6 separate regions of the Mus musculus genome follow, and regions 1, 2, 4, 5 and 6 are each linked to region 3. A link is a loop called in an ENCODE intact Hi-C map of the cell type or tissue named here. Cell type or tissue: left cerebral cortex. All regions are shown on one strand. Region 1 has its middle 20 kb from the start of Nmd3. Region 2 holds the start of Nmd3 (NMD3 ribosome export adaptor). Region 3 holds the start of B3galnt1 (UDP-GalNAc:betaGlcNAc beta 1,3-galactosaminyltransferase, polypeptide 1). Region 4 overlaps Ppm1l (protein phosphatase 1 (formerly 2C)-like). Region 5 overlaps Ppm1l (protein phosphatase 1 (formerly 2C)-like). Region 6 has its middle 51 kb from the start of Nmd3.

Evidence for each region. A loop is a pair of places that touch in the nucleus more often than their neighbours do. Peaks named below come from ENCODE experiments on the same cell type or tissue, not always from the same donor. Only the 100,000 strongest peaks of a DNase experiment are listed, where the experiment ranks them.
Region 1: a loop joins it to region 3, with 3 times the contacts of the local background. A loop is called at or near these places in 18 of 42 quality-filtered maps.
Region 2: a loop joins it to region 3, with 2.8 times the contacts of the local background. A loop is called at or near these places in 4 of 42 quality-filtered maps.
Region 4: a loop joins it to region 3, with 2.8 times the contacts of the local background. A loop is called at or near these places in 6 of 42 quality-filtered maps.
Region 5: it touches region 3 in a loop (2.6-fold over the local background); 6 of 42 quality-filtered maps call a loop at or near these places.
Region 6: a loop joins it to region 3, with 2.7 times the contacts of the local background. A loop is called at or near these places in 4 of 42 quality-filtered maps.

Annotation. Positions count from the first base shown.
Region 1 is chr3:69,699,653-69,704,652 of GRCm38, reverse strand. No RefSeq gene overlaps it. Among named protein-coding and RNA genes, the nearest start is that of Nmd3, 20 kb to the left of the region's middle. In left cerebral cortex, a CTCF peak has its summit at 2,534 (motif pointing right); a DNase peak (open chromatin) is centred at 2,540.
Region 2 is chr3:69,719,773-69,724,772 of GRCm38, reverse strand. It overlaps Nmd3 (NMD3 ribosome export adaptor), which reads right to left and starts at 2,718. Exons shown (of 16, transcript NM_133787.2): 1 at 2,651-2,718; 2 at 2,307-2,364; 3 at 382-516. The coding sequence starts at 2,350. In left cerebral cortex, a CTCF peak has its summit at 2,618 (motif pointing left); DNase peaks (open chromatin) are centred at 2,062, 2,368 and 2,783; H3K4me3 peaks cover 2,374 bases; H3K27ac peaks cover 1,171 bases.
Region 3 is chr3:69,596,319-69,601,318 of GRCm38, reverse strand. It overlaps B3galnt1 (UDP-GalNAc:betaGlcNAc beta 1,3-galactosaminyltransferase, polypeptide 1), which reads left to right and starts at 2,359. Exons shown (of 3, transcript NM_020026.4): 1 at 2,359-2,517. In left cerebral cortex, CTCF peaks have their summits at 2,319 and 3,607 (motif pointing right); DNase peaks (open chromatin) are centred at 2,285, 2,793, 3,180, 3,435 and 1 more place; H3K4me3 peaks cover 2,178 bases; H3K27ac peaks cover 1,735 bases.
Region 4 is chr3:69,482,643-69,487,642 of GRCm38, reverse strand. The region is part of intron 1 of Ppm1l (protein phosphatase 1 (formerly 2C)-like); the gene reads right to left. Among named protein-coding and RNA genes, the nearest start is that of Gm52607, 23 kb to the right of the region's middle. In left cerebral cortex, CTCF peaks have their summits at 1,634 and 2,973; DNase peaks (open chromatin) are centred at 2,908 and 3,303; H3K27ac peaks cover 744 bases.
Region 5 is chr3:69,489,146-69,494,145 of GRCm38, reverse strand. All of the region lies in intron 1 of Ppm1l (protein phosphatase 1 (formerly 2C)-like), which reads right to left. Among named protein-coding and RNA genes, the nearest start is that of Gm52607, 30 kb to the right of the region's middle. In left cerebral cortex, a CTCF peak has its summit at 3,045 (motif pointing left); a DNase peak (open chromatin) is centred at 4,271; H3K27ac peaks cover 867 bases.
Region 6 is chr3:69,668,603-69,673,602 of GRCm38, reverse strand. No RefSeq gene overlaps it. Among named protein-coding and RNA genes, the nearest start is that of Nmd3, 51 kb to the left of the region's middle. In left cerebral cortex, a CTCF peak has its summit at 1,896 (motif pointing right); DNase peaks (open chromatin) are centred at 59 and 3,823.

The DNA.
Region 1 (5,000 bases), 100 kb before region 3:
CACATATGTGCTTGGTACCCTGGGAGGCCAGCACAGGGATCCAGGTACCCTGAACTAGAGTCACAGGTGAGTGTAAATCACCACACGGGGGCTGGGAAGTAACCAGTTCCTCTGTAAGAACAGCAGGTGTCTAAACAGCTGAGCCTTCTCTCTGGTCCCTGTCAATAACATAGGACGTTCGAACAATGTGTGACTAACAAAACCTGACAAGACCTGTTTTAATTGCCACCTCGGATACGGACACCTAAGTTTAACAAAAATCAACATAAACATTCTAGAACAGTCAAGGAGCTACTGGAAATTCACAATAAAATGTACTGTGTATTAAGATAATATAGAAATATTACCATTTAAGAGCTTGTGCTTCACACCTGGGCCTGCATGGTCCTTTGTACACACCTTTTCTTTTGCTTCTGGGAAGTCTAATTACCAACGTGTCGTCTAGTCTCAGTGGCACAGCGATCCTCTTTAACAGTCTTATATTAGGTGCATAGGTTGGGTGGCTTGGGTTCCATGGCTGTGACTGGGGCCATCGAGGTAGTGAAGAAAGGACACAGAGAGCAAGGCAGAGTTTCCCACAACCTGGGACCTCAGCATGTTCATTGGGCACAGCACAGGGGTGGGGGATTCAGTAGAAGTGGGAGTCTCCGCCTATGGAGATCCCAGAAGAGGAGGCAGCAGTAGCTAGTTTTTGCACACAGTACTCAGTCATTCATAATAGCTCAGACTCAGACTTAGGCATCCCTCTGGAGCCTGCCCTGTAAGGCAGCCAGCTTTGTCAATATCTGTAGGTCTGTGGCCCTTAAGTCCTCACAAGGCTGTGCTCATGTGAACAATCCACGTCCTCATTTGGGGATTTCAGTCTCGTGGGGTTTCCTCCGCTGGAGCGGTGGGGATTTGGGGAGGGGTGCTAACACGCTGGCCGGAGAGGAGATGGAAATGGACTCAGGACAACGTTTGGGAGTTAGGTTGTCAGGCTTGCTTGCCGGCCTAATGAGCATCCTTATGAGCTCCGTAGAGAAGCTCTACTTTTTCTTAGTCCTGTCTTTTCTGTGGTTCTCAGTGCTCTCTGTTTCCTGTTTGAGAAACATTTGCTGACCTCTGGGTTTCTGTTTTCCTTTAAAAGCTTGCTATTTTATGTTTCTGAAAGTTTGAAGTGTGGCTCAGATCCACAAAGCCAATAAGTAAATGTGGTACCCGAGTAGCCTGAGCACAATATTCAGGGTTTGCTAGGGCACACATAACTCCATTGCAGTGTTCTTCCCAAGCATCAGTAGGCTTATTCTTCAGAGAATCTCTCCAAACAAGCCCCCAGGCCTCTAAGAGTATTGCCACACCCAGGCCCCCATCAACTACAGTGTTTCTTGAGCACATTTAGTTTAGAAGTTATTAACATTTCTATCTTCCTTTTATAGACTCATACCATTAGCTCTCTTGAAGCTTCGCAAAGGATTTTCTTTCTTAACATTAAAACAGTTTCTTTCATAAACGTAGACCTGGGGGCTGGTTACTGGGATAAGTGATAGAGCCCTTGCTATTCTTGCAGAGGACCTAGGTCTGATTCTCAGCATTCATAAGACATCTCACAACTGTCTGTCACTCCAGTCTAAGGGGACCTGATAATCTCTCCGGGCCTCCATGGGCACAAAGCACACACATGGTACACACCGTAGACACATATACACTAAGGTAAAGCACTTAGGCACATAAAACAATAAATAAATAAATCTAAAAATAATAGAAATCTACATTTTAAGTAGATTCTGATAACACTACATTCTGATTATCAATAGGATATCAATATTTACTTATATAAGCTTACCAGAAAAGGTAGATTGAATCATAGATACTATTTTTTAAATTCAATATTCTTTTCTTTTTAAACTTATTTATTTGTGTGGGGGCACTGTGTGGCTTCCTGGAACTGAACTCAGTTCCTCAATCTTAGCAGTAAATGTCTTTACCCCCTGAGCTATCATGCTAACCCAACAAATACTATTTTTGAATAGAGAAAACCACAGATTTTGGTGCCAGGACAACTTACAAGATGTTCTTTTTATAGGCTAATGCATCTTGAAGCAATTAAAATAAATAGAATTCTTTCAGGAATAGATAATCTTGGGGCCTGGAAGGTTGGTTCAGCAGTTAAGAGACCTTGGTACTTTTGCACTGGACCCAGGTTTGATTCCCAGTAACCATATGGTGGATCACAACCTTTGTAATTCAAGTCCCAGGGAATTTTAACACCCATTTCTGGGCTCCTTGGTACCAGGCACACATATGGTGCACTTACATATGTGTAGCTCAAACACACAGACACATAAAATAATAAAATAAATATATCTAATAGGATATTTTAAGAAAAAAATATCTGTGTGGAACTTAATTCCTCATTTTATTACTGGTTCTGTTGTTCATACCAAAGGCGACAGCTTCCCATCACAAATGGATTTATGTAGCACTTATAGAACAAAGAACTTTATAAAGAAAGGTTTCTCACTCTTTCCATTTGATTGTAAAGAGAACCTAACCTTCCACAAGGGGGCATCTTTACACCATTTGGTCTCTGGGAAAAACCACTTTTTTCTTTAATGTTATTGTGCCTTCTAACCACACCTGGATAGAACTCAGAAATAGATGAAGTGAAATAAGTGACCCAGAAAAAAACAAGTATCACATATTCTTTGATACATGCACATCCTAGCTTCTAACATTATGCATGTGTGTTTCTGTGGAAGTGAGTTAGGTCATGGAACCAGAAAGGGGCCCTGAAGAGGGAAGGAAAGAGTTTTAAGGAATAAGGGCAGGAGAGTAATGAAGTGCATACGACTTTAAAGTGGAAGGGCAATACTGAAGGTGGAAAGATTCAAACAGGGATGAAGGTCAAGGAGGTGGAGGTGGGAGGATTTAAACAGGGTTAAAGGTCAGGGAGATGGGGGTAGAAGAACTTAAACAGAGATGAAGGTCAGGGAGACGGCAAGCGGTCAAACAAAACAAGTATATATGAAAATTCTTATGGAACCTATCACTCTACATGCTAACTAGAAACAAACAGCAACAAACCTCTTGTAGCTACAGTGTAAACAATTCAGACAACCGCAATCACAAACATAAGATTAAAGTAACAACTGAGAGATGGCACAGAATGTATGCCTCAGGGTGTGATGCCCACAGGCTACAGCATCCCCTATGGACTATTCTCTGGATGTGATACCCACAGGCTACAGCATCCCCTATGGAGTATTCTGCTCAGAATGACCACTCTGAATGCAATCAGGAGAAGGGATCAGACAGACACAAAATAAGGACTGTTCTAACTTTCTTTTAAAAAAAAAGTTAATTTCTCAAAAATCTATGTCATCATAGTCAATAAAAGCCAAGAAAACTTTTCATATTTAGACAAAAGAAACCCATGATAAATAAAGATAGCATACTAGTTGAATCTAGTGGGATCTTGTGCTGGAAAGGGGAGGAGAACAGAGCTGTAGAAGGCATCATTGAACCAATTAGCAACATCAGAAAATAGATGGTAGAGTAGAAAAAAGGAATAGGATTGATGGGAAGTCTGCTGAAGTGGTTATCTGAAAGACTCAACCCTGTTCTTAGTAAATACGACTCAACACTGTTTTTAGTAACTACCAACTAGATTATTAGGGTAAAATTATTAAATACGGTAGGGATAGAAAACAGTTCACAAACTATGTGTGCATTCTTCATATATATATATATATATATATATACATATATATAATATTCATTTATATATGTATATGTATACATATATATATATATATACATATATATAATATTCATTTATATATGTATATGTATACATATATATATATATATATATATATATATATATATATGCGAGTGCACATACATGAATATAAAGAGTCCAGTTATACCCCCTGATCATGCCCCATCTCATCTAATCTTAGAAGTTAGGCTGGGCTGGGTCTGAACTGAAGGTGGACAGGAGTGAGGGAGGGGAGCAGGAGAAACCACAGCTGTTGGGGTTCAGAAAATGGTGCCTAACAGTACAGCTCTTGCCACTGTGAAGGCTTGCAACCAGCGTCTAATCTGATCTTCTCCTATCCTGCCCGCATCTCTTGCATCTTTTCCTTTCCCCAGCATAAGAGTATGCTTCCCCCAAGGTTTCCACAGCTACTTAAATGTTGTATCTCCCACAAGAATAATTTACAAGGAGACCGGAGCTGGCAACACACTGTCTGCGACCTAGGTGACCTTTGTCTAGGACCATTGTCTATTTTTCAGTTCTGCTTACCTCCTTTAAAAACCAGCCCCCCCCCCTCTCTACAATTGCCTACAAACCTCATGGCTCTGTTCCTTGTATGTTTAAGCTTTAACCACCTGGGCTATCTTTGAGTCTCCACAGTTTGACTATTGTACAATTGCAAATAAATGTACCTTTTCTCCCACTAAGCTGCATATTGTACATTTGTTCTATGGGCTCAAGTCGTTAAGCCCCAGGGACTAGATTACTTTAAACTGAAAGCTTTTGAATTGCAGAGATGCAGAAAGAAGTCTAAGCTGATCTTTAGCTTTCTGGAGGTAGCTATTTCCCTAAAGTCAAATGCCCCATTACTCAAGCTTTCTCTCAACTTCCTCGAAGGGCGTTTCTTGATTTCTTTGGGGGAGGCACAAATTCAGCAGCTGTAAACCTCTCTCTAGGGGAGTTTCCAAATCAGAAGGGAAACTGTGCATTTGCATCAGGCTGCAAGAAGCCGCTAGAACTGTGCAGACCTGCCCACTAAAGTGCAATAAATGCCATCTTTGCTCCAACTGTCGGCTGTGTATTTCCAGGCACATAAATAAAACAACCTGTCTTTGCTTCTGTTAATCACCAGGCAGGTATTCTTCAGGGCCAATTCACTAAGGTTAAATTCTCTCTCTATCTCCCTCTTTTTGTCTGTCTCTGTTTCTCTGTTTCTCTGTCTCTGTCTCTGTCTCTGTCTCTGTCTCTGTCTCTGTCTCTC
Region 2 (5,000 bases), 120 kb before region 3:
CAGGCATATAATTTTTATATTCACTGACAAGGTTTAAGTCTCTCACTAGACATATGGATAGATGTAAACAGATGTAGCCAACAACTAAAGGAACGAAACTGAAGAAAGAATGCATCAGCTCTCAGAAGGCGTCTTCTACTGTCAGATTCAGTATCTCACTTTTATACAAATATTTTTTCTATCCTTACCAGATTAGTAGGACAGTAGAAAGCACAGCATAAAACTGCAAATTATTATATCCTTGGTAACATCAACTAGGTAAAAATTAACACTCAACAGCACGTTTCATTCCGTATACTTCAGAGTAATCTCAGCATAACACAGTGGCTCTCTGTATGAAGACCAACTTAAGGAAGCTAAACAAGTAGTAATGTACTGTACCTCTGACACTGTTTGCAGAAAGAAATGGAGACCTGCTTTGGAACACCTTGGCTGATGTCAACTTTACTTCGTAAACAGGCCACACAAATATTGGCAGGATTTGGACTAATTGGGACACCACATTCACAGCACAAGCTTGAGAAAATAAAGCAGATTTTTTCCAATTAGATTTTATACATTTACTAGTCAAAAACAAAACAAAACAAACAAACAAAAAACCCCTACCAAGCCAAAGCCTTCAAGATTCTACTGTTTAAAGTGGGGGAGGAGACACTTAATGGGTCAAAGTGCTTCCAGCTCTTATAGCAAACTGGGGTCAATTTTCAGCACACAAGAGGCAGCTCACAACCATCTGTAACTCTAGTTCCAGGAGAGTCTACCACTCTTCTGATGTCCATGGCCTCTTACATGCACTTAGCACACACACATACACTCACGAATAAAATAAGTTGATTTGTTTTTAAAAGACAAGTGGGGTGTGGGGGGAAATCTTTTTCGTCTTAACAACCAGGAAGCAGGGCACACAGATCTGTGAGTCTCACGCCAGCCAGAGCTTCATGAGAGTCTGTCTCGAAGAGGGGAAAAAGGCAATCTTAAAGACAGAGTGAAGAAGAATCCTGAAACATCGGCAAAAATCAAAGGGCCATAATTCTGAAAATGCTTAAAGAGGGCACTGTGCGACTTTGTCATGCTAATGAACTTCATGCAATGATAGAAATGTCCTAGTCCCTCATCTCTTCTTTAAAATTGGAAAACTAAGAAAAAAAGAAATTAGCAATGCAAATAGTCTAACAACAATAGCAAACACTAATGTGCACATAAATTCAACAATATAAACAAAAGACAGCCAAGTGTGATGGTGCAGACCTTTACCCAGCACTTGCGAGGCAGAGGCAGAGGCAGACAGATCTCTCTATGAGTTCCTGGTAAGCAGGACTTAACATGGTAAGACTGTCTCAAAAGCAAAAATAAACAACAAAGAGAAACAAACAATATATGTAAGATCCGTTTCTCGTTTCTCTTGCATCTGACTCGGCTAGTGGGTGCCCCCTTTGTTCTGAGCATCTACAATGCGTAGATGCGAACAGGCCCCCTTTACAGGGACCCACAATGAACAGTAAAGGAAAATGTACGTATTCCATGAAAACAGAAAGGAGATTATTAAGGAAAGGAAAGGGACCTGTGAGGGGGTAGGAGGGTTAAGGAAGATCAATGGTAGGGTAAATATGAACGCTGTACAATGTTAAATATGCGGACCCTCCTATATACATGAAAATATAATGAAACCCTGTATTTTATGTTACAAAGTAATTTTTAAAAGGAGAAATAGACAAAAATACAGGACAAGAAGAGCACCTATGCCTACCGATGCTCTAAGCTACAGGAGTATAACTCTATAGTGTACTGGAGGCAGAAAAATTTTGTGAAGCAGGCCTGACATAATCGCAGCACTTGGGAGGCTAAGGCTGAAGGGACAAGGCTCTCAAGGTCAGCCGTGGCTACAGAGTGAATTCCAGGGCCAATCTAACAGGACTGGCTCCATCGAAAGTAAGATTTCAACGAAACAGCAGAAAAAGTCTGTGAACCTCCGCCACCGTGGCCCACGGCTGCCCAAAGAAAACTAAGATAATCTTCCAGTGGTGGCCACTAGCTGCACGTGAGCACCGCATACCATGTGGCTAGCACGACAGAGGAGCCGGGTGACAACCGTACACGTCCACTCGTGCCCCTCTAGGAGGACGTCTTCTCAAAGCACTCATTTTTTTCTACACCGGACTTAAAATGGGGTAGACTTCCTATGCGATCAAGACCCAACCGTTTTCTCCCACCGAGAAAAGGACCTCTCCTGCTAGCGTTAACCGTTTTCTCGGTATTTTACGATCTGCAGACGCCAAGGGATCGATCAGGGCGGGCTCGCAACTCACATGTGTCCCGGGCTGTGCTCAATGGACTCTGCCATGTACTCCATGGTTCGCGCGCGACCTATCAAGGGGAGGGAAGGACCGGTGAGACTTGGATCCATCAGGTCGAGTCTCCTGAGTTCGGGGACAGCCATGCGTGCGGCACACAAGCCCGGGGGTCGCGAGCCGCCGCCCAGCACGGCCCTTCCGCCCTCCTCCGCGCCGCGGCTCCGCATGCGGCCGGCCTCGGCCCCACACCCACGCCCCGGCGCCCGTGCGGGCCGCTCGCAGCCCGGGTACAGGGCCCGGCTCGCTCCCTCGTCTGGCCGCTGTTGGCGCAGGAGCCGGGTCTCCCACCCAGAACCTACCAGCAGCTCCGTGACAGGGCGAAATACACCCACAGCGGGCAACCCGCCGGCCAGGACGCACTACCGGCTACCTCAGCCGCGCTACACACCTACGAAGATCTCGCGATAGGAGAACCGGAAATCCCGCGTGCTGAAGGGTGCGGGAGAAGGGGACGGGTGGGCGGGGTCAAAGAATACACGTGTAGCAAGGGGCGGGGCCTATGGAGTGAGTGGGTGGGGATACGGGAGACCGGGCGAGCTGAGCAGGCTCGGGACAGTGATTACAACAGTTTGGTGTCTGTGATAGGCTCACCGTTCCACCCGCCCCCGTATCTTTAAAATGCACTTCTCAGCTCCTGGGGAGAGGGCTCAGCAGTTAAAAGCAGTTGTTCTTACAAAGGACCTGGGTTCAATTCCCAGCACTCACAGGGTGGGCTCACTGACGTCTAGAGTTCCATTTGGAGAGGATCTGCCGCCCTCTTAACTCTGAGGCCACCAACCACAAACTTGGTGCATATATATTCATGCGGGCCAAACACTCAAATACATAAAATACATGGATCTTTCTAAAGAAACATGGCCACTGTAAATATCACCATGGACAACTTAAGAGTATCGAATCGCTGTTTACTAAACAGTTGATGCAAAAAGAAAAAGAAAAGAAAGAAAAACTGAAAACTCTCTATTATATTGCAAACACTGTACTTTTAATAGTAAGCAGAAAATATAAAATGTTTTTCATTAAAGAAAAGTATTATTCTTAAAGAAATCATCTGAAACATATTTTTCTCAGAAGTGGATCCACAAAATAGATGAAAACAGGTAAATCCGCAACTGTAACCGAAACTGATGTCAAAAGGAAGACCCTAGCATTTCTAAGGTCCGAAGAGGTGTCAGACGCCCCGGAGCTGGAGTTACAGGTGGTTTGAAACTGCCCAACACAGAGGCTGAGAACCAAGCTCTTCTGGTCCTGGGAGAGAGTAGCAGATGTTCTTAACTGCTGAGCCACCACCTTTCCAGCTCCACACAATCATCTGTGTTTTATAAGACATTTATAATGAACATGGAAATGTAACTACAGTATAAACTTTAGTTACTTGTTTTTTAAAGATATGCCTAATTTCTACTAAAACAGACAAGGGTGTTTATGTTCTCCACTTTTAATAGAGTGTTGGAAGTTTTTAGCTAGGGCTGTAAGACAAGGGAAATAATAAAGGGAATACAAATAAGAAAGGGAGAAACCAAAATATTCTTATTTGCAGATGCTATGATTCTATACATGAGAGTCCTAAGAACTCCAATAGAAGCCTTAGCGTTGGAGGCTGGGGAGATGGCTGAGTCAGTAAGGTGCTTGCCATGCAGGCTCGAGGATCTGAGTTGGATACCCAGCACCTGCATAAAGAGGGGAAAGTGGTCTGAAGAGATGGCTCAGTAGTCCATACTATTATTCTTGCAAAACACTAGAGTTCAGTACCCAGCATCCGTATTATCATCTTTGAATGGCTTATAACTTCAACTCCAGGGGGATGCCTCTATCTTCTGTGGGCTCCTGCACTCATATTAACCGTCGGCACTATTCAGGTAAATGAGGCAAAGAATTTTTCTTACTAAGCCTGCCTTTAGCCAAGTGGCATATCTAGAGGATCACACTATTCCAATTTAGGCTAATGACTCTAATTGGACTCCAGGACCCTATGACAGTAGAGGGTCTTTGTTCCCCAATGAAGAGGGTTTAAATTTGAATTCATCTTATCAAATAGAAGTGGGAGGATTTCCTTTTTGGATTGGGCATGAAGTTCATATTTGAAAGTTATAGCTAAGGGGCAGTTATTTATTATTCATAAATGAACAAATATGAAGGACCCAAGAACCTATTCATTTGAATAGGGGAGGGGTTTGAAGAAAATATTACTAATAGTCTTTCCATTCCACCTCATTCTCCTCCTCGCCACACTCCTGTAGTCTTGGAGGTAAGTGTCTGGGAACAATGAAGAGGATCAGAGCTGTGAGCTGTGAGTAATTCTTGCTGTGGTAACTTCATACCTTGGTGCCTACAGGCTCTGCTTGCACCAAAGGTGCAGAAAGACACAGAATTAAGATAGTTCTATAATCAGCCAGGCGGTGGTGGTGCACGCCTTTAATCCCAGCACTTGGGAGGCAGGGGCAGGTGGATTTCTGAGTTCGAGGCCAGCCTGGTCTACAGAGTGAGTTCCAGGACAGCCAAGGCTACACAGAGAAACCATATCTAACAAAACCAAAACAAACAAACAAAAAAAAAAAAACAAAAAAAGATAGTTCTATAATAATAATACCATCACCCACCCATAGCAACGAATCTACGGTTAGTATGACGTGGAAGCATATGGTACCT
Region 3 (5,000 bases):
CAGAATTTGAGATTTTAAACAGATGTGTTCACACCCACTGAAGTATTTCTGACCTAAGTCAGAGACCAGAAAAGATGACATAGTTTTGATTTCTCTCCACTCTTGAAATGGATATGGGAAACTTGACCTTGTACGCCTATGTTAACATAGGAAACACCCTGACTTTGTCAAATCTTAAAACATACATCATAAGACCCTGAAGAGCATCACTGTTTTTAGTAAAAGTATTCATAGATACTTTCAGGAGACCCAAAGTACACAAAACACAGAACTCAGGGACTCTTTGAGTAAAACTAGCTTCAACTTAATTCTGCTATATCTACTGCTTGGCTTTCTGAGGTTATAGGTGCCAGAAAATCTAGAGGGTAATTTATGCTACATATTTAGGTACACGGGCTTGTTTTAAAAGTCTCACGACTAGCCGGGCATGGTGACGCACGCCTTTAATCCCAGCACTTGGAAGGCAGAGGCAGGCGGATTTGTGAGTTCGAGGCCAGCCTGGTCTACAAAGTGAGTTCCAGGACAGCCAGGGCCATACAGAGAAACCCTGTCTCAAAAAACAAAAACAAAAACAAACAAACAAACAAAAAGTCTCATGACTGATGTCACAATTCCTTGTACTGAAAACTCACGGCACCTAATGCAAAGGGACAACTGATTAGTTTGCTAATGTCATCAGACTTCAGGGATGTTTTGCTTATTGAGACGCTCCTATGATATCCCTCTACCGTGACACCTCTACAGAAAGTCTGACCAAGAGAAATTACCCTGTGTGTGATTGAATTTTCAAGGGCTTTGTTTGTCTTGTTCACCGATGTGGCTCCCATGTCTCTGACATTGTCTTGTATAGTTAAATGACACTCTAGACAGCTGGCTTTCATGTTAAAGGCTGGTCATATGAGCTTATCTAAAGGGCATGCCATCTGACTTTCTTGGGAGTGTTATTTATTGTCTTATCTACACATCAGTTTTAAGTACTCTCAGTTCTCTAAGGAATTGAAAATACACTCCTCCAAAGAATTTTCAAAATCTTCGACATATTGCCTATTAACCACTGAAGAGAAACATTCTCCGTGTTTGTTTATCATGGAACAGTTTGGAGAATACCTCTCCCTACTTCCATGGTTTTAGCTTTGGGTCAAGTGAGATTGTGTTTGAGAGTCCATATTCTCCCCCCATGGAAATAACACGCAGAGCTCCATGCAGTGTGTAAAGGAGTCTTACCATTACATCCCGCTTCTGGTTCAAGAACTTAAATTACTGAGCTGGGAGAGCAAAACAGCAGTCAAACAGAACTGAGCAACTTCTAAAAGTCCTGCTACGAAAGAAAACAGGTTGTGCTACATCTATATATTCTACACGGACGCATAGAGGCAATAGTCCAATCTTGATAAGATCATCTTTCTAGGAAGTCGGTGTGGCTTTCCGACAAGAACATGGCGTACATACTAGGTGATATTGTAGAATTCTAGTTTCTCCAAATCGATAAGGCTGATCCCGGCTATGTTGAAGTCACTAGTTTAAGAAACGCAACCTAGAGCGTCTAGGGAAGGATGGGAAAGCGATTCTTGTGAATTGTTGTTAAATTTTGGTTGCTTGTATTTAGGTGCTCACTGAAAAACTGTTTCCTTTTAGGTGGAGTGAGGCCAACCTGTTCACAGTCCTAAAGCCAAGACACCAGAATGGGTCTTTGTTTTCAGATGACACTTTGTTTCCAGGGGCCTTTTGACAGAAAGCAATTTTTGAATGGAACCACCTCCACCCTAAGTCCTGGGAGAAACAGTCAGTACAGAAACACCCAGCTTTCATGACCAAAGGCTTCTCCCTTCTCCCAGAGAGGCACCATTTGGGTGGAGATGACTAAGTGGAGCTGACCAAGGGTTCATAGCACTAGACGGTTTCTAGAGGCAGTTGAGGGTGTGGGGGTGGAGGTGGGGTGGGGTGCCAGGACTCTCTGAGCCTCTGGTCCACATACACCAAAGCTTTCCTCTCCCCACCCCCACTCCCGCACTCCTGAAAGGAGAAACAGCCTTCTGAATGTGCCAAGGCTTCCTCCTTTCCAAGTCAGCCCTGGGGCGGAAATCTGCGGGCTACACATTTAGGCATCTCCCCGAGAAGGGAGAAGGGAGAAGCCTTTGGTCATGAAGGCTGGGTGTTTCTGTACTGACTCTGTTTCTCCCAGGACCTAGGGTGAAGGTGGTTCCATTCAAAAATAAAATTTCTTGCTTTCTGTCAAAAGATGGCACGAGGCAGAGAGCCGGGGTTGGAGGTGGAGGACTTAGGCGAAGCCTGCGGTGGCCGTGATGCTGGCGCCCGCCCGCGGCAGAGGCCGGCAGCTGCGGCGATAACAGCGATAACGGCGCTGGGCTGCGGACGCAGGGACCCCGCGCGCGCGCGCGTGCGTGAAGGAGGCGCGCGCCCGCCCGCTCGGCGTGCGTGCGGCTGCGGGGAGTCCGTGTTCGCGCGCAGAGAGCGAGCGCGGGCCGCACCGTTGCGGGTACCACGGGCGCACGGGAGGTGAGTGCGGGGCGGGCGGGCGGGAGGCCGAGGCGGGGAGACGGTTGGGCGGCTGCCGAGCGCCCCTCTCTCTCGCGGCGCAGCCTTCTAGGTTCGTGGGTCGGGGCTTCGAGGCCCCGGGCGCCGCTCGCTCCTCCGTGGAGCGGGGCGCCGCGAGCTGCCACGCCCTGGGCTCTGGCCTCCGCGCCTGGTCTCGGGGCTGGGTCTCGAGGCTCCGGACGAGAGACTCGAGAATCTGGGCCACTTGGAGGGGCGTCCAGTGCTCTTGGCGAGCCGGGCCACCGCGGCCTCACGGATCCATCCTGCCCTGCCTTGAGCTATGTAAGCCTCGGGGGCCGAGGTAGTGGTGGCCTGGTTGTCACCGCGACCAAGGAGAAGTGGAGAATACTGTCCGCACGCCACGCCGATGGACCTGCTGCAGGCCCGGAGGGAGGAACGCACATTCTAGGCGGGAAAGGGCCTGTGGTCCCTAGGGTAGGAGAGTGCTTCCTGGGGGAGAGGTGGCGAGGAGGAAGGGAATGGGAGATTTGGAAAGAGGAGACTCCTAAAGATTAAGGCTACATTATTAATAAAAGGTCTGAGTGGAATGTACAAAGCATTGTAAAGGAACTCTTAGATGGAGGGAGCCTTACTTTTTCAGGCTGTAAAGGATGCGGCCAGCTGCAGCACGGAGAGCTAGCTGTGTTTGTGACTGCAGGACTAAAAGGTGCAGGACTAAAAGGCAGGCATTGATTTTTGACTTAAGTAGACCCCCCTCCCACAAACCCCGTTCCCAGCCTTTAGGAGAAGCAGCTTGCTTTGTTAGGAAACGCTACTGCCAAGTAAGGAATTGCCCAACGGTTTGTTTTTGGAGGGAGGTAGGACGATTTGCAGTCTTCACCCAGATGAAATCTGTGTTTTACCTTTGGGTGTCTAAGGCAGACGCAGGGAGTTTGAGCTCTCTGAAGTGTTGACACCTCATAACTCTAGGAAGGGGCCTTCCTTTTACTGAGAGAAAAGTGTGGCATTTTCTCTCTTTCACGTTGGAAGATTTGATTGAAATGAATGGCCACCAGGGAGCTGCAGCATTAAAAACTATTACATTATCGAAATTGTTCTTGGTTGTCGAATGGGACGAGAAGAGAGAAGAAGAAAGCATCCAGGCCTATCCAGAAAGGAAGAGCCAGCTGATGCTGATGCAGTTTGTCAGGGAGAGACCATTGATTTTAGCTGTGGTAGCATTATGATATAGTACTTAAAAAATATTTTCTAAAGCAAAATTTATGTGTTCTCTCTTCATGTATGCATGTGTACCAGAGGCATGCCTAGGGCCTGGTAAGGTCAGAAGTGGGGAGGGGGGCGGCACTGCACCCCCCAGAACTGAAGTTATGAATGGGAATAGACCCTCCACATGAGGGCCAGGAGCTGAACTCTAGTCTGCAAGAGCAACAAGTGTGCTTAACCACATGTCATCTCTCCAGCCTCGAGATAAATATTTCCTTAAATTCAGTTCTTTGCAGCAGATCTATTTTAACTAAAGCAGAGAATCAATCGCGCACGCGCTCTCTCTCTCTCTCTCATGTATTTATCTAGTGATATAATCTCATCTGAAATTCTGTAAGTGGATTTATCATGTTTTTAATTTGATCTTAGTTTTGCATTATATTAGCTGAAACTGCCCAATATGGTACCATATCTGGGTTTTGGGTATCACTGATATAAGCTACAAGCTTTAGTCTATTCTTATGTGTTTCTTTCCCCAGAAGGTTTGAAAAAGTGCAAGATTTAAGCTCTACTAAGCCATTTTGGATAATATATTTCCCCCCTAAAGTTGAATTTTTTTTATTAAGCACTGTGGTGCTTCAGGAAAACTTGATAACAGATTCTATTCAACCTTGAGTTTAGAGTAAATTCTTTATCTCTAATAAAATGCTTCTCTAGATGCCCAGCTTTCCCCTGAGGGGAGGGGCTCTTCTCTGTCCTGGTAAAGCTAGAATGGCACTTCAGAAATGCCCTTTTCCTATTTACACCTATACTCCGTCCATACAGTTTGCCGTGTGATAGGGACCTGCTCTGTGGTAAAGAGCCACATGGTACCATCCCACAGGTAAAGTGGACTGGAGGTCGGCGGGTGCCTGTAAGTGAGCCTGTCCACTGGGTGCTTCAGAGGTGTGGCTCAGCAGGGTATGGGCAGACATCTCCTTAGGGACAATGGAAAAGGGTTTCATTTTTAATAAAAGTTGCATAAGCATTGATTTGCTTTTAAAAAAAAAGCAAGATTCTTGCCTTATTCTGGATTAGAGGAAAGGGGAGAGACCAACTTGGTCTATTCTTCTTGAGCTAGTTGTTAGCCTAGGAACTCTCTCAGTTGTATGTCTCCTTTGCATCCTGAGGGGAACAAAAGACAAGATAAAGTGTAGTGGTTTGAATATGCTTGGCCCAGGGAGTGGCACTATTAGGAGGTGTGGCCTTGTTGGAGGGAGTGTGTCACTGTAGGGATGGGC
Region 4 (5,000 bases), 110 kb after region 3:
CCCTTGAATGGAAGTGCACGAGTGTGTGTGTGTGTGTGTGTGTGTGTCGATCTGGCAGCAGCCAGCACATAGCCCGCACATTAATTCTCTGAGGTCCCCATTGGAATCCATCTTTCTTATGGTAACATATCATTAACTTCTGACAGGTGTTCTTTGGCTCCAGGCACTTTAGAAGAAAGTCAGAGTGAATGCCCTTGCCCACCAGGACAAGGACGCAGGAGAGCAAGAGTGATTTCTCTTCTCTGCCTGCCAACACTGTCACTTCTTGCCATTTTTAGTCTTTGCTACTTCTAACCTAAAGAGGTTATTTAAGGAAAGAACCCTTGAGAGACCATCTTGTACTCCTAACCTCGTAATTCTGCCTCAAAAAAACAAACTAGGAACCTTCAAGAGATGGCACCAGGTGTTCACCAGAAGCACAACCATGAAGTCTCACTTCTATGGCAATTTTAGATCGCTATGGAGAGCCATGGCTGCCAACGGTTGTGTCAATGGTTATGGCGAAGGGGGAACCCAGCATGTGGAGGACAGAAAATTACAGAACATACTTAATGCTGAAGCTCAAGTTTTAATCTAAGCAGTAACGTGATGACCAACCACTAAGCTACACATCACTAGAGACAATCCTTCTGGGATGCCTCAGGAAACGAACTTTTACTAAGTTTATCATTCTGCTAACTCACATTTACTATGAGGTCAAGTTCATGTGGTAGCATGAAGCATGCCAGGGCATGTAAATATACCTCTAATCTCACACAACGGAGTATGTCTTTCTAGCTAAGGATGGCTGGCCTTATCCACAAAACCCATACCAGCCCACTTTCCAGACTTCTGGTCTCTAATTATTCTAAGATATAATCAGCCAATGTATCAAACACTGTCTAGCCGTGAGTTAGCTCCTCTTATTATTTTGATCAAAACCTACATTTAAGCCTCCGGGCTTATTTTTTTAGAACCTGTTTACAGATTAAGAAGCTGAGGTTATTTCCCTACTTCCAAGGGTATGAAGAACGAATTCTTTGCTCCTCAATTACCACACACACTCCAGAGAAAGATCAGGAATTCAACAGTAAATATCACACTACTTTGATGGTCCTTCCCTGAATTTTGTTTTCAGAGCACACATACACTTTTAGATGTTAAGCGATGGTGGCAGCATAAAAACAGCCAGCCGACCAGCCCAACGCTCACCAATCTAATGAGCACTGAAACAGCACTCAGCCAAAGTTGTTGGGCTAATGTTTTGCGATGAGCAAGTTCCTATCTCGTCTGCAGTCATAAAGAAGAAATTGTTTCACATTTTACACACTTGAGAGGCATAGGAAAAAGATCCAATGATATTGATTTATGGAGAAATATTTTTTTATTATTTCAAAAATTATATGGTTTATTCCTTATTAAATTCCCTCCCATTTCTGAATCTTGGGCTATGGAGCCTGGGGAAATATTAACTTCCATAAGTATTACTCAAATGTATTCTAGAAAGTTCCACAAATAATTCTTACTGAAAATGCCCTTGAGGACTGAGAAAGCCAATGGGACTGTTACAAATGAATTACAAAAACCTCGTGAGTTATTAATCAAAATGATAGCATTCCAAGGCTATGACACTAGAGCTGCCCCTGGAGGTCTTAGTCAGAACATACATAAAATATTCTTGGCTTGAGACAGCTATTTATACAGGAACAATTCCAGAGGACTCCTACTGGGCCTCACTTGGCTGCTACCCCATAGCTACCTCCAGGAAGCAGGGGTGGCCAGAGTGTCAGGGAAGCTCCAGATGAGTCGGGCTGATGTGGCTTCAAGAAGGATTTTCAAGGCCAGTATTAGACTTAGGGTCCTTTTATATGAAATGGAATAAGAAGGGTTGAACTTTCTACTCAGTGACTTGGTGATAATTTTATTTAGTGTCTCATGACTAACTCAATGAGAACCCCCACCCTCACCCCCAATCATTCAGCTCAGGTCATCTAGCTGGACAGCAAGTACCTTTATGATCCGTCTCCCTGAAACTCAGAAAGATATCATGGTCACAGGAAAGTCTCAGTAGATGCACACAAGGGAAAGGCCTCTGTGTTCTTTACCGAATTAGGTGGCTGGCCTTGATCAGCATCTTTGTGGGTTAGAACTCCAACTGTCAGTTTGTTGGGGTAGGGAGGGGGGTGGCTTCCTTTAAAATTAGTCATGGGGTTTGCTCTATCCTTGGTTCAAATCTGTTTTAACTTGGGCTATGTATTTGAGAGGGAGAACTCTGGATCGCACCTGCTAGTTGAATTTGATACAATGTAGCATGGATTTCTACCCAGCTTTACAGTAAGTTCTGACAGACTCCTAGGGTTGTACCAGGCCCTTTACAACAGCCCTTGTGCATATCCCAGGACTCTCTAGCTTGTAAAGGTTGTTGTTGTTATTGTTGATGTTGTTGTTTTAATTACTACTATTACTAACCTATTTTATTAAATTATATGTATCACGTATTTGTGTATGTGCATGCAAGTCTGTGGGGTGCCCAGAGGACAAATTGCAAGCTTCCTTCTTTCCCGCTACTATAGTGGTTCTGGGGCTTGAAGTCAGGCTATCAGGCTTTGCCAGGGCTGACTTAGCCCACTGAGCCACCCTGCTAACCTATAATATTTTTAATTCTTATAAAAAAAAACTGACTATATGCATTGACATTGCCACAGGCTCCTTTTTCTGTCATTTAGAATTGGCAGTTTGCTGAGCCTCAGAGAGCCGGAGCCCTCCCCACTCTGAAGCAAAGTGACTGTCTTAGGAGATACCAGACGGCACTGACATTCTTCCCGGCAGCTTGTGGGCAGTCAAGCAACCCTTAGAAAGCTGTGTGAAACCACACCACAATTTGCTCTTGAATGTACCCTGGCATGGTCAGAAGAGCACCCTCACCTCAGCCAAGTCAGCCAGAGCACTGCACCAGGATGCAGGCAGAAGGAAGGGAAGCTGGAATCACCGGCAGGAATGTGTAACTACACACAGAACTCAAAAGGACATCTTATTTTAGAAAAGAGAAGAAAAGGATACCTAATTGCATGGAAAGGCTGTAATTTCAGCAGCGAGCGCACCTGCTTATGTAAACACAAAGTGACAGATCCTTAGCTCTCAATAGGCAAATCGGTCGTAGACCATAGAAAGAAAAGATGCCTACTGCCAGCTCCAAAAAAACACAGCTGGATAGGTCGGTGCACAGTCCAGGGCTAGGACGGCCTCTTTGCTGTTCATTTTTATTGTACATGCCAAGGGAACACTATTTTAGATGTTGAGGATACATGTTGGGGGAGGGGCGCCGTGCCCGCTCCAAGCATGCTGTGGGGCTAGGGGAGAGGTGAGGGACCACATGCTAACAGACGTAAGGATGCTCTTTCAAGAGAGACAACCAAGGAACCTAATAGCCTAGGGTAGCCTTCGGCTTGCCTAGAGAGCCAGGCTGTGCCAAGAACTTAGGACAGGCAGTGGGGTAGGAGGGGTAAGAGGTAACAGCCAGCTATGTCAGCGTGATTTTTAAAGTGTGGGAAAACTGGAGCCATGAGAACACAGAATTGGTAATTTCACAGGTAGAGAAATCAAACACATAAACATTGGACAAATCTGAAATATTCTAGTTTTAAACCGCTCATTTGCAATGACAACAGACGCAGGCTAAAATGAACGTTTCTCTACTGCAAAATGTGCGAGCGCTCCCCGCTGTGGGATAGGAAAGTGGCATTTTCAATTGAGCAGGACAGAGGTCTAACGGGCTCCCCTCTCCAAACCCCCACACCTCACTAGCCTCTCATGCAGGTCTTGTTGAATGAAGGAAGTTCCCCATCACAGAGAATTTGAGAAAGACATATAGACTCATATCTAGAATGGGCTAATATTTCCCACTGTGAGAATCTCAGTTCCCAAGAGGAAGTCCAGTGGGAACATTTACAGTGGCCAGAGTCCATCCACCTACCAGCCCTCCTTGGAGGAGAGCTGGGAAAACTGGAAGCAACTTCACTTACCCTCCTGGGTGGGCCAGCCGCGCTCCTAACCAGCCGGCTAGTGTACTGAGTTCTTGCTGTGTCATGGGCTCGACGCTCGGTGCTCTAGAGACTACCTCATTAAACTTTCACTACAACCCTGCCAGACACGTACGCTCACTGGTGTGCCCTCGAACACTCTAGCAACAATCTAGACCACCATCATAAATATTTTGCGTAGGCAAAACTTCAGAAGTCACACGCTAAAAAAACGTAGACACACCGAACACGTGCATTAAGACTCTTTTTATTTGTTAGAGACCAATCAAAGAAGACTCCGAGTTTCTTTGGCATTCAAGACAAAAGAAATAAAAGCTAGCATCTGTACAAATCACAGTATCATTAAATTATAGGAGGACAAAAACAATGCCCATGGCAGACATTATTTATCAGTTAAAGAACATGACACGTGGACCACTCAACAAATGACTTCATTTCCAGGACAGATTGTTCACCCATATCGAAGAAGAATGAGCACTGGACAGCTATTAACAAGCTAACATGAGAACTCTGAAATATTTCCTTCAAGTGCAGAAAACTAAGTTTTATACACAGATATCACATTTTAAAAAAACACAGTATTTTAAGGTCTTCTTCTAAAGAACTAGATAAATTTTCAAGGTCTTTTCTAGTTCTTCAGTTAAAAAGAACATCAAGTTTGGATATGTGTGGAAGTCCTGCAATATTTTCCAAATGGTGTCTATAAACAGTAGCTTTACTGCATGCTACCCCATTGTACATAAGCTATCAGGCCAAGAAGAATTCTGTATTAGTTTATCATTTGTGATAAAAATGAATTTTGATGGAAGGAAAATGTATGCTTCCTTGGTTTAAGAAACCGAGCACCTCTTGGTAATGTAAAGCCAGAGGGACAGTTAAGAAGGGCAGAAGACTGCAAAGTGAAATGCAAAGAACCAGGAATTTTGAATGCATATACATATTCTATCAATACTAAGAATTTCCCTTCAGTTTCACGTGCTC
Region 5 (5,000 bases), 110 kb after region 3:
GAAAGCAGTTGATGCCCGGGAACTGGACCTATGGATGACTGTGAGTCACCACGTGAGTGCTGAGAACTGAGCCTATGAGATCAGTGAGTACCCTTAACCCTGAGCCATCTCTCTGGCCCCACTTACCTGTCTTTAATCAATGACAGACGTTCTTGGAGGTCTAGACCCTAACTTGCCCACTCTTACAACTTTAACCAATAAATAAGACAATAAAATAGCTCCTCTCATTCATATAGTACTTTCCCAAGCGACCCCTGCCTCGGTCATTCTTCCTTCATAAAAACACCAAGGGCAAGTAGATAGCCATGGGTTTGGTGAGGCTCTGCCTGTCATTCCAGATGCTCCTCACAGTTAGTGCTGTCCAATGTAATTTCCATGGGTTCTACTCAGAGTACCCTCCAGCTTTCCAACTTTTGTCTTGATGCAGGGAGCTTAGCCACTTAGCATGGTGGGACTCAGTATTGGCTCTTACACACTGCCAGGCCCTCACAGCATCTGCTTCAGAATTTGTACAACAGAAGCTTAACACCTTGACAGTATGCATGCACTGGGGACTCTGAGATAGCTTTGGGGAAGAACTCTTGGATGGTGATGATCCACTGCCTCCAGATTTCCTGCTCACAGTTCTAGATACAGATTAGGAAGGGGTCTGCTTTTCTCCTGGGAACCACAATACGCCTAGTCTTCAGTTGTCACTATTGCCTTTGTTTGGAAGAGTAACAGTTCACATCCAGTCCCACACCATCCAAGCAGCAGATGAAACGTTTCACAAATCTGTTTACAATACTTTCCTCCACGCCTTCCTCTCCATCACCATTTGCTCTCTACTGTCTCGTTTCCCTTTTCGGCCCTTAGCTTGGATCTGCTAGGGACCCTTTTTGGAGTCAGAAGGTGCCCCCCCAGGACTGACTGTCCCAGCTATGGCTGTCTCTGGAGGGCTTCCTAGGCCTTCAGGTTTGGGCTTGAGTAGGTTGTCAGGCAGTCTGGGCGGTAGTGCAGGAAGTGGAAGGAAAGTCAGATTCCCTCCGACAGGACCTGAGCAGACAGTGGCTTCTAGAAGAACCGGAGTGAAGGGAACTGACTCCTCAGGGCAACCCAGGAAAGGCCTGCTTCCTCCCTGTACCACCCAAGACAAGAGGAGGATAGGCAGGTATACCAGGAACCCAGTGAGTGGAAAAACAGTGACAGGAAGGGTGCAGAATGACGAAGGACATAAACCCCGGAGAGCGCCAATCCCATTCACTGGGCTAAAACCCACACACTATTACAGTGGTATCTTCTTTAAGAAATAATTGACACAGATTAAAAATGTGGAGGTGTAAAGTGTGTTTTATTATGGAAGGAACTCATCTTTAAAAGGAGACCTGCCAGTCAGGCAGCTCTAATTCCTTAGCTGTCAGAGGAGGAAGACACGATTGTACTTGATAGTGCTGGAGAAACATCAAACTCTTCCATAGAGGAACCTGCAAGGCTGGTGTGTGTGCAAACTGCACATAAAGTATTGGAAGAAAGAGCAAACACTTATAAAGCGACATAAAAAGTCAGGGAACCTGAGATAAAGCAACATGCCTATTTAGTACGTGAGTCGTGGTAGGTGCTGAGTCTCTAGGGAGAGCTATTAAGATGGGGAAGGAAATGTGGGAAGAATACTCAGAAACTAGTGTGCTGAGATTTGCCAAGCCAAACTGGGAGGTAAGAAGCACTTACTGGAGGATGAGAAAAGGGATCTAGAAGACAGCGAGTATGAGTTCAGAGAGGCCAGTAGGAATGGAGGTCACTGCACACGCACTAAACCAGAAGGATGGGAGGGCAGCCTTCCACACTGGCAGCTGAAGGGTAAACCAGACCACACTTATGGACAGACACTGCACAAAGGCAACGAAAAGCTGAAAGCTATTCACACCTGGTAGTTGTTTTTTCTAGGAATAAAAAAAAAAAGTAACATTCAAAGATGACTGTGTAGCCTTGTGTGAGAACGTGTTTATTAAAGTTCAATTGTTGATCACATGTGTGAAAGCAGAAAAGAGAATACTAGAGGTGGAAGTGCGTGAGCTAGAGGAGGAGGGCTGGGGAGAAGGAAGAGGAGGAAAAACAATTCTTGTTTGGAAAATGCCATGATGAGACCAATGCTTTGCTCAGTAACTTAAAAAAATTAGTTACTTTTAAATTACTTAAACATAAGAGAAGTTAAATAAGATAAGCATACATTTACCTTGAAAAGATACTTTTTATGCATGCAAGTATGTGCACACACATTGCGTCACATCTGCCATCCCCAGCATGGCTTGGCCATGGAAACCTGAGTAGGGGCAGCAAGGATGGACACACGTACACAGAAAAGCTAGAGTTGTGTGGAATGTGCCCATTTTGATGGAGCCATACCTATTACAACAACCAGGAACCTCAAACTGTTTATTATGTCCAGCCACCAAGGAGGAGAAATTAGCTAGTCTCAGTAGCTGTGGATGAGCAGTCTCAGGCTCAAACACCCAGGAGGTAGCTGCATTGGCTAATTTTTACACACAGTAGTAAATCCCTCCTCCTCAGACCAGGACCAGGGGAAGGGCTTTCCTTTCCTAGAGGAGGAAGGCTTTGCCAGTGTCACGTGCCTTGGAGGCCTTGCTCCTTGACATGGGTGGCTCATGCCAAGGAACGCCGTGACCCAGAACTGCATTTGTTCAGGACTTCACTCCCTCCCTATGCATGGCTGCTTGTCTGTGAGATCATAACATGGGTGTAGCCAGGAGGGCACCAGATGCCCTGGAACACAGATTAGAGGTGGCTGAGAGCTGCTGTGTGGGTGCTGGAAACCACCTGTCTCCTCTCTATCCAGATGCAGTCCTTTGTTCCTTGGGGCAAATGTCCCTCCCCTCTCCCTTGTCCCTTTCTTCTCCCCTTCCTCTACCTCCTAGGTTTGTCCCTTATCCCTGCCCTCTGTCCCTCTGGGGACATAAATCTCCTTTGTACTGAGAGCCCGGTCTTGGGTGTCTTGTGCCCACTGCTGGTCCCTTCAGATATAACACAGTCATTAAAATGTTAGGAAAGAATAACCTATATGAGAAAATGTTCACAGTAAGTGGAAATTGAAAAACAGTTTATTTATTCCATGTGTGAGGGGAAATGGGTTGAGCTACGGTAACGTGTTTTCATCAGTTATCTTATTAGTAAAAGTTCGGATGACTTAAAAACATAGTTACTTTTCTGCAATTTTCAGATCATATAAGACTGTTTCTCTGTACCGGCAATATCCTGAATATTTTAAATGTTATTATTTCACCTACACAAGAACTTTAATGGGTTTTAAAGATAGGGAAACAGGCTTACAGAGGACAAATTAATTTAAACCTGGTTGAGTAGGGGGCTGCTAAAACTAAACTTTACACACACACACATATGCACACACACGCATATACACATACACACACATATACACACACATACACACAAACATTCTCACACACACATACACACATGCACATACACACACACACATACACACACACAGGCACACACATATACTCACACACATATACACAGACACACATGCACAGGCACACATTCTCACACACACACACACACACACACACACACACACACACTCACGCACGCACGCACGCTCTCACTCACACCATTTTAAAAACAGAAAGCAGTGTCTACATGGTGATCATGTTACAAGGTAAAGTGGCTCCTCACTGAGACCCAGTCAGTGAGAACACTTGAGCAAAGCATGGTGGTAGCTGGGAAAGAGAAACACTGAAAGTGAATTTTAATTTCCCAGAACCGGATGCAGCAGGGAATTAGACGTGGCTGTGCTGATGGGTGTGCTGAAAGAGCAGAGCCAATTGAAGCTACACACTACACTATTAAAAGTCTTCAACCTCTCCACCTATCTCCCATCTTAGCGAACACCAACAACCACAACTCCGAGCTCCCATCCCCAAATCTCCCATGCCAAAAGCTACTGAAGGGCTTTGACTAATGTTAGAGCTCTTCAGGAAAATAAATGGCAGAGAAGTGATCGTAGCTGCAGCTTCAAGGATGGCAAAGCTGCCTTCAAGAAACTGTAAGTGGTGTGGAACAAAATGGCAAGGACTAGAATTTCGATAGTGTCCCCATTAGCAAGATATTCTCCAGTGAGACCTGACTTCAAACCACTTGGTGTTTTCTTCCCTTGGAATTTACAAAGATCAAGTGGGCACCTATTCTTATCCTTTGTGGACTTAAACAAAACCAAACAGGCTTCAGATATTTTTAACTGAGCTATGAAACCACATGCCATCTGTCAGGTCCACAGGAAACTCCATTTCCCCAGAATCCAAAAAGCAGTGCAGATATCTAGAAACGGGCTCAGCCCCAGCCATAGGAAGATTTCTGAAAGTCAGATAGAAGCCAGCATTCCTTGGGAACTTTCTTATCACTGGTGAAGGGACACATGGCTACCTGCAGTGCCTATTGGCGTGTCAAGGATCACACTGGCCTCCAGGTTCCTTCCCTCAGCACCCCAAGTTCTTGCTGTGCATTTCTATATATGTGTGTGTGTATGTGTGTGTATTTGTGTATATGAGTATGTATGTATTCCGCCCTCCTAGCCCCTCTCACCTCCTCCTCTACCCTAAACTCACACCAGAGCCACTGGCTTCCTTTCCTTGGCTATAACCAGGCTAGTTTCAGTATGTTTTTTCTCTTGCTTCCTTTTCTTTCTTTCTCCCTTCCTCTTCCCCTTCCTCCCCACTTCTCCAGATGCTTCTGCGCTCTCTCTCTCTCTCTCTCTCTCTCTCTCTCTCTCTCTCTCTCTCTCTCTCTCTCTCTCTCTCTCCTTCCCTTCCTCAAATCTACAACAAAATCTTTCCTTTTAGCCATACCATAGAGTGATCATGTCAGTCTATACACCTATCACTATAATTTTAAAAGAATGTGACAATGGACAGCAGTCCTTCCCATTTATCTTTGGGCTCCATATCTAAGCTCAAATACTGCAGCGGCTTCTGTTATATGCTGTG
Region 6 (5,000 bases), 72 kb before region 3:
TTACTTTAAAAATCTATAATAAGCTTCTTCCACAGGAAGCCTACACGCCGCCATCTGTGCCGCCGCCACGTCTCTAGTGATCTCTGAGAAGTTCCAGCACATTTGCAACTACTCAACACCAACCTCGATGGGCGGCGGGAAATAGCCTTCGCCATCACTGCTATTAAGGGCATGGGGCGGAAATATGTTCAAAGCACATACTGTGCATATGTTTCTCTGGATTGTTTCAGTTTTCTTAAGAATATACTTGTGTTTTGTTTTGTTTTGTTTTGTTTTGTTTTTTCAAGACAGGGTTTCTCTGTGTAGCCCTGGCTGTCCTGGAACTCACTCTGTAGACCAAACTGGCCTTGAACTCAGAAATCTGCCTGCCTCTTCCTCCCAAGTGCTGGGATTAAAGGTGTGCGCCACCACTGCCCGGCTTATACTTATGTAATATGTAAAAAGAAATCTTGTGTACAGGAGATAGAGAACATTCTAGAGAACAAATAGCTCAATTAATCTAAACCCTCTAAGTATGTGAGAGTATTTCAGATATAATTGTCTATAATTATATATTTAGTTTAGCTAAAAATCAGTTGCTAAAATGATATGAACTGTTCCATTTCCCACGTGGCATGATCCACTGTTTCTAAGAAGCAATGTTTGAATAAGCTCCAGGCTAGACCCCGGGCAAATATTCATGCAGGAAACTTGAGTTGGCTTCTCTTATGGCATTCGCTCCCGCTCCCGCTCCCGCTCCCGCTCCCACTCCCATCCCTAACTACCCCCACCCCTGGTAGATGGACGAAGAGCTAGACAGACAGACTCTGGTGGGAGGAGCGGAAAGAGTATAAGCTTTGTCTTAGTTACTTTTCTACTGTTGAGACCAAACACCAGAACCCAGACAACTTATAGAAGAAAGGCTTTACTTGGCTTAAGGTTCCTGGGGGATAATAGTTCATGATAGCGGAACCAAGGTAGCAGCCTCCAAGAGGCTAGAGTAGCCCAGAGCTTAACAACAAATCACAGGCAGGAATCACAGGGCTAACTCAAAATGGCACAAGTCTTTTGAAACCTCAAAACTGAGCTCCCACCCCACCCCCATGCCGCCCAGCTCTCCTCCAGCAAGACCTCCTAAACCTACCCAACTAGCTTCATCAACTGGGGACTGAGTGAGTAGTGGGAAGCCCGAGAATGTGGGGGATGTGTCCCCTTCACACTGCTTTAGGTTTCTGCTCTATTCTCAAGTTTATACTTGCAGTTTGACCGGTTAATGCTGCAGGGGAAAGCTCCCTTCAGTCATTTCACGACCATTTTTTATTTGAAAGGATGTCTGTCATCTCAGCCCAGGTTTCCGCACAGGCTTTCCTCTACCTGCTTGTAATCACAAATGAGTTTCTACTTTGTGAACTGGAAACCAATCATGACAGAGGGAAACTAACGCAAACATTTTCTTATTTGCAAAATCAAATAAAAAGACAGAGCACTGAGGTCTGAGAGAGTAAGTAGAACAATGTGTTGTCTCAGTGTGCTGCTTGGAATTCTGCATTTGAGAGTAACTGATTTTCCTAGTCCGTCCTTCCTTCCTTCCTTCCTCCCTCCCTCCCTCCCTCCCTCCCTCCCTTCCTTCCTTCCTTCCTTCCTTCCTTCCTGTCTGTCTGCCTTTCTTTCTTTCTTTCTTTCTTTCTTTCTTTCTTTCTTTCTTTCTTTCTTTCTTCCTTCCTTCCTTCCTTCCTTCCTTTCTTTCTTTCTTTCTTTCTTTCTTTCTTTCTTTCTTTCTTCCTTTTTTCTTTCTTCCTTTCTTTCTTTCTTTCTTTCTTTCTTTCTTTCTTTCTTTCTTTCTTTCTTATGTATATGAGTACACTGTTGCTGTCTTCAGACACACCAGAAGAGGGCATCAGATCCCATTACAGATGGTTGTGAGCCACCATGTAGTTGTTGAGAATTGAGCAGTCAGTGCTCTTAACCACTGAGCCATCTCTCCAGCCCCAAGGTCTAGATCTGCTTTTAACTTTCTATTTAAAATTGTATTCTTATGTTTATTCTCTCTCTCTCTCTCTCTCTCTCTCTCTCTCTCTCCCTCTCTCTCTCTCTCTCTCTCTCTCTCTCTCGTTCTCTCGCTGTGTGTGTGTGTGTGTGTGTGTGTGTGTGTGTGTGTGTGTATGTATATCACAGTGAATGTGTGGAGGTCAGAGGACAAATTTTAGGGTCTGGTTCTCTCCTTCCTTCTACCATACGTGTTCAAGGTCAGCTTGGGTTATGTAGTGAATTCCAGGCCAGCCTCTCACTCACTGCAGAGTGAGACCATTTCAAAAAAGCAGCAATCGAATGACATCTATTGCTTTTCAGCTCCAAAGAGGCCCTGACCATCTTCCGGCCAGATGCTCTGTGAGACTTCTGTGTACCAGTGTCTGTCACTTAAGTAAACAGAGATCGAGTTGTCATCTCCTACATCTAAGAGATCACTAGGAATACGCTTTGCTTTGTGCTTTGCTCATTAATGCTTATGAAATTGAACTATTAAAAAATGACATCTTGAGAATTTCCTTGAGCCATGCTGGGGCTAAGCCCCCTGGATATAGGACATCGTGCTCCCTGTATGTATAATAACTGACAAGTTGTCCCCACTGAGCTCAACACATCTGCAAGAAGACAGTCCTTTTTGTACTATTCTGAAATCTCTGATATGTATTCTAATAAAAAAATCAAGAGTCATTTCTCCAGAGCAATAAACATGTATTGCCTTGGCTATTAAAAATGAATAATTCAATATTCTATATCTTTTTTCCAAATTTTCAGTAATCTTGGGGTCAACTTGCTATTGATTGATGAAATGAACGGTATTACTAGAAAGCTACATATAAAATATTTACCAGCCAAAACCTGTGGACCGCAGTAGTCACAGGAGACTTGATTAAGATGCATGGAATTCTGTAAAATGAATTATAGATTCCAGCTAGCCCGCATAAAAGACACAAAATCCTGGTATTTTATTTGCAAGCTGTAAGGCTAGATTGGACAGGGTGTGAGCTCCTGTAACTTCCACCCCAGCCATATGACCCTTGTTACTCGCTGTTTGAGTCTCGCCCGGGTTATTCCTCTTCCATCAGCCTGTCCTCAGGGTCCACTGTGCTCTTGGCCTGTCTCCTCTCTCCACTTCCTTTCTCCTTATTCTCCTGGTCTCTCCCAAGACCTCTCACTCAATCCTCAAGTCCCTCCTTTCTCTCTCTACTGCCCAATCACAGCCAACTAGACTGGGGAGCAAGGTTTACAAAGCAAAGACTGGTATATGTGAGAATTTGCTCATCTGGAGGCAACCAGATCTTGGGGGCCCACTATTTAGCATTTGAATACATAGCAGCACCAGACCAAGCCCCAACAGATTTCTGTCTGTGTGGATTTTATATAGGTCAGGGCAGAGCTCCTGCTACAACCAGATGAGAGTTGACTCATGGGTAAAATTGGCCACAATGGAGAGAGTCCATTTTGAAACTTCTTCTGGACTAGAATAAATTACAAACTCATCAGGGCTGAAACAAGAAATATCTTAAATATGAAGTTGAGTTTCCATACACTATAGAGGCAATTACCAGAGGCAAAACTTAAGAGTACATTGTTTCTTACAACGATTACCTTTTTGGATGAGAAGAGCACACAAATGTGACATAAAGCCACGCTGGGCAGAGACTGCCGTCTACCACAGCGAGAAAAAGTTAGATGACCGTTTGATTGCTCCTGGGAAAGATCGTTTTTCTCTGTTTTCTATTCTTTCCCTTTTCAGTTTTACTTTAGCTTTCCTCTCTCTCCCTTTCACGAGGGGTTTGGTGGCTCAAGCTCGGGCTGTCAGGTTTGCAGAATAAGCACTTCTGCTCCTCTGAGTCATCTCACTGGCCCTCACGTGGTCATTTGCTCAGTCAGTTGTGCACAGTACATTGACATGCAGAACCCAGACCGTTCGGCCCAAATAAATAGAAAATGTTAAGGACTGGCGAGATGTCTCAGTGGGTAAGGCAGGATGGCTCAGTGGGTAAGGGCACCTGTGAGGACCTAGCTTGAGACTTCATGGAAGGAGAGAACTGACTCCTGAAAACTACCCTCTGAATTCTGCAAGTGCTGGACAGCACACACACAACACACACACACACATAGTGCATTAAAAAACAACAACTAGAATGTGTTAGCTCTTCTCTACATCACTCAGCTCTGATGGGGAAAATGAGGAAATTAAGAAACGATATTACCTTCCAGAAGGAGATTGCATGTAGACGCATACAGAGAGACATCACTTATGAAGAGCAATAGGGAGAAGTTGCAGAGGCTTTAAAAAGTCAATAAGCAAAGCAGTAATGCCCTGGCACTCTTCAGTCTTTTTGAATCTTTGCTTTCAGCTTTCTTATCTGAAAGGTTTTCATGTAGTCTCAAACAGTTCTGCACATTGAAGCAGATCAGATCAAGCCCACTGATTCCTGAGGCGTCGAGTTGAAGCACCAGTGGGGTCATGCAGGGCAGTGCGATCTGGGCTCCGACACCACCCACATTCGCCAGCCTACTCTCCCCTTGCTCGTGGACTCTCAGTATACCAAATGTGGCCAGCGTGTGTTCTGAGTAACCGAGGTGTGTAACACATCTCATTTAGAACCCATGACACTTTGGGCCAATGCTTCAACTAGATCCATTATAAATGTTATATCAGGAAAAGAATCTGGATGGCTAAGAACTGATCAAAATTATGTTTAAACTACTGTTGTGTGACTGACTTTTCCTGAGGAGATATGAATGAGGCCACCTATGACAGACCATGGACACAACTCCACTCAAGTCGAGCTTGGTGAGCCTATAGATGTTTGGGTCATTTATAGGTTTATACCTGATGCAAAGACAAATGTATCACCAATGAGCACAATGATAGCTCAAGAAACCTTGCATGCCAGAGTTCCCTGCCTGGTGTGTATTGGGACTTCCTAAGCTACCTAAGCCTTGCTTCCTCGGCTGCCTATCTTAAATGACTCCCTCCTACTTCT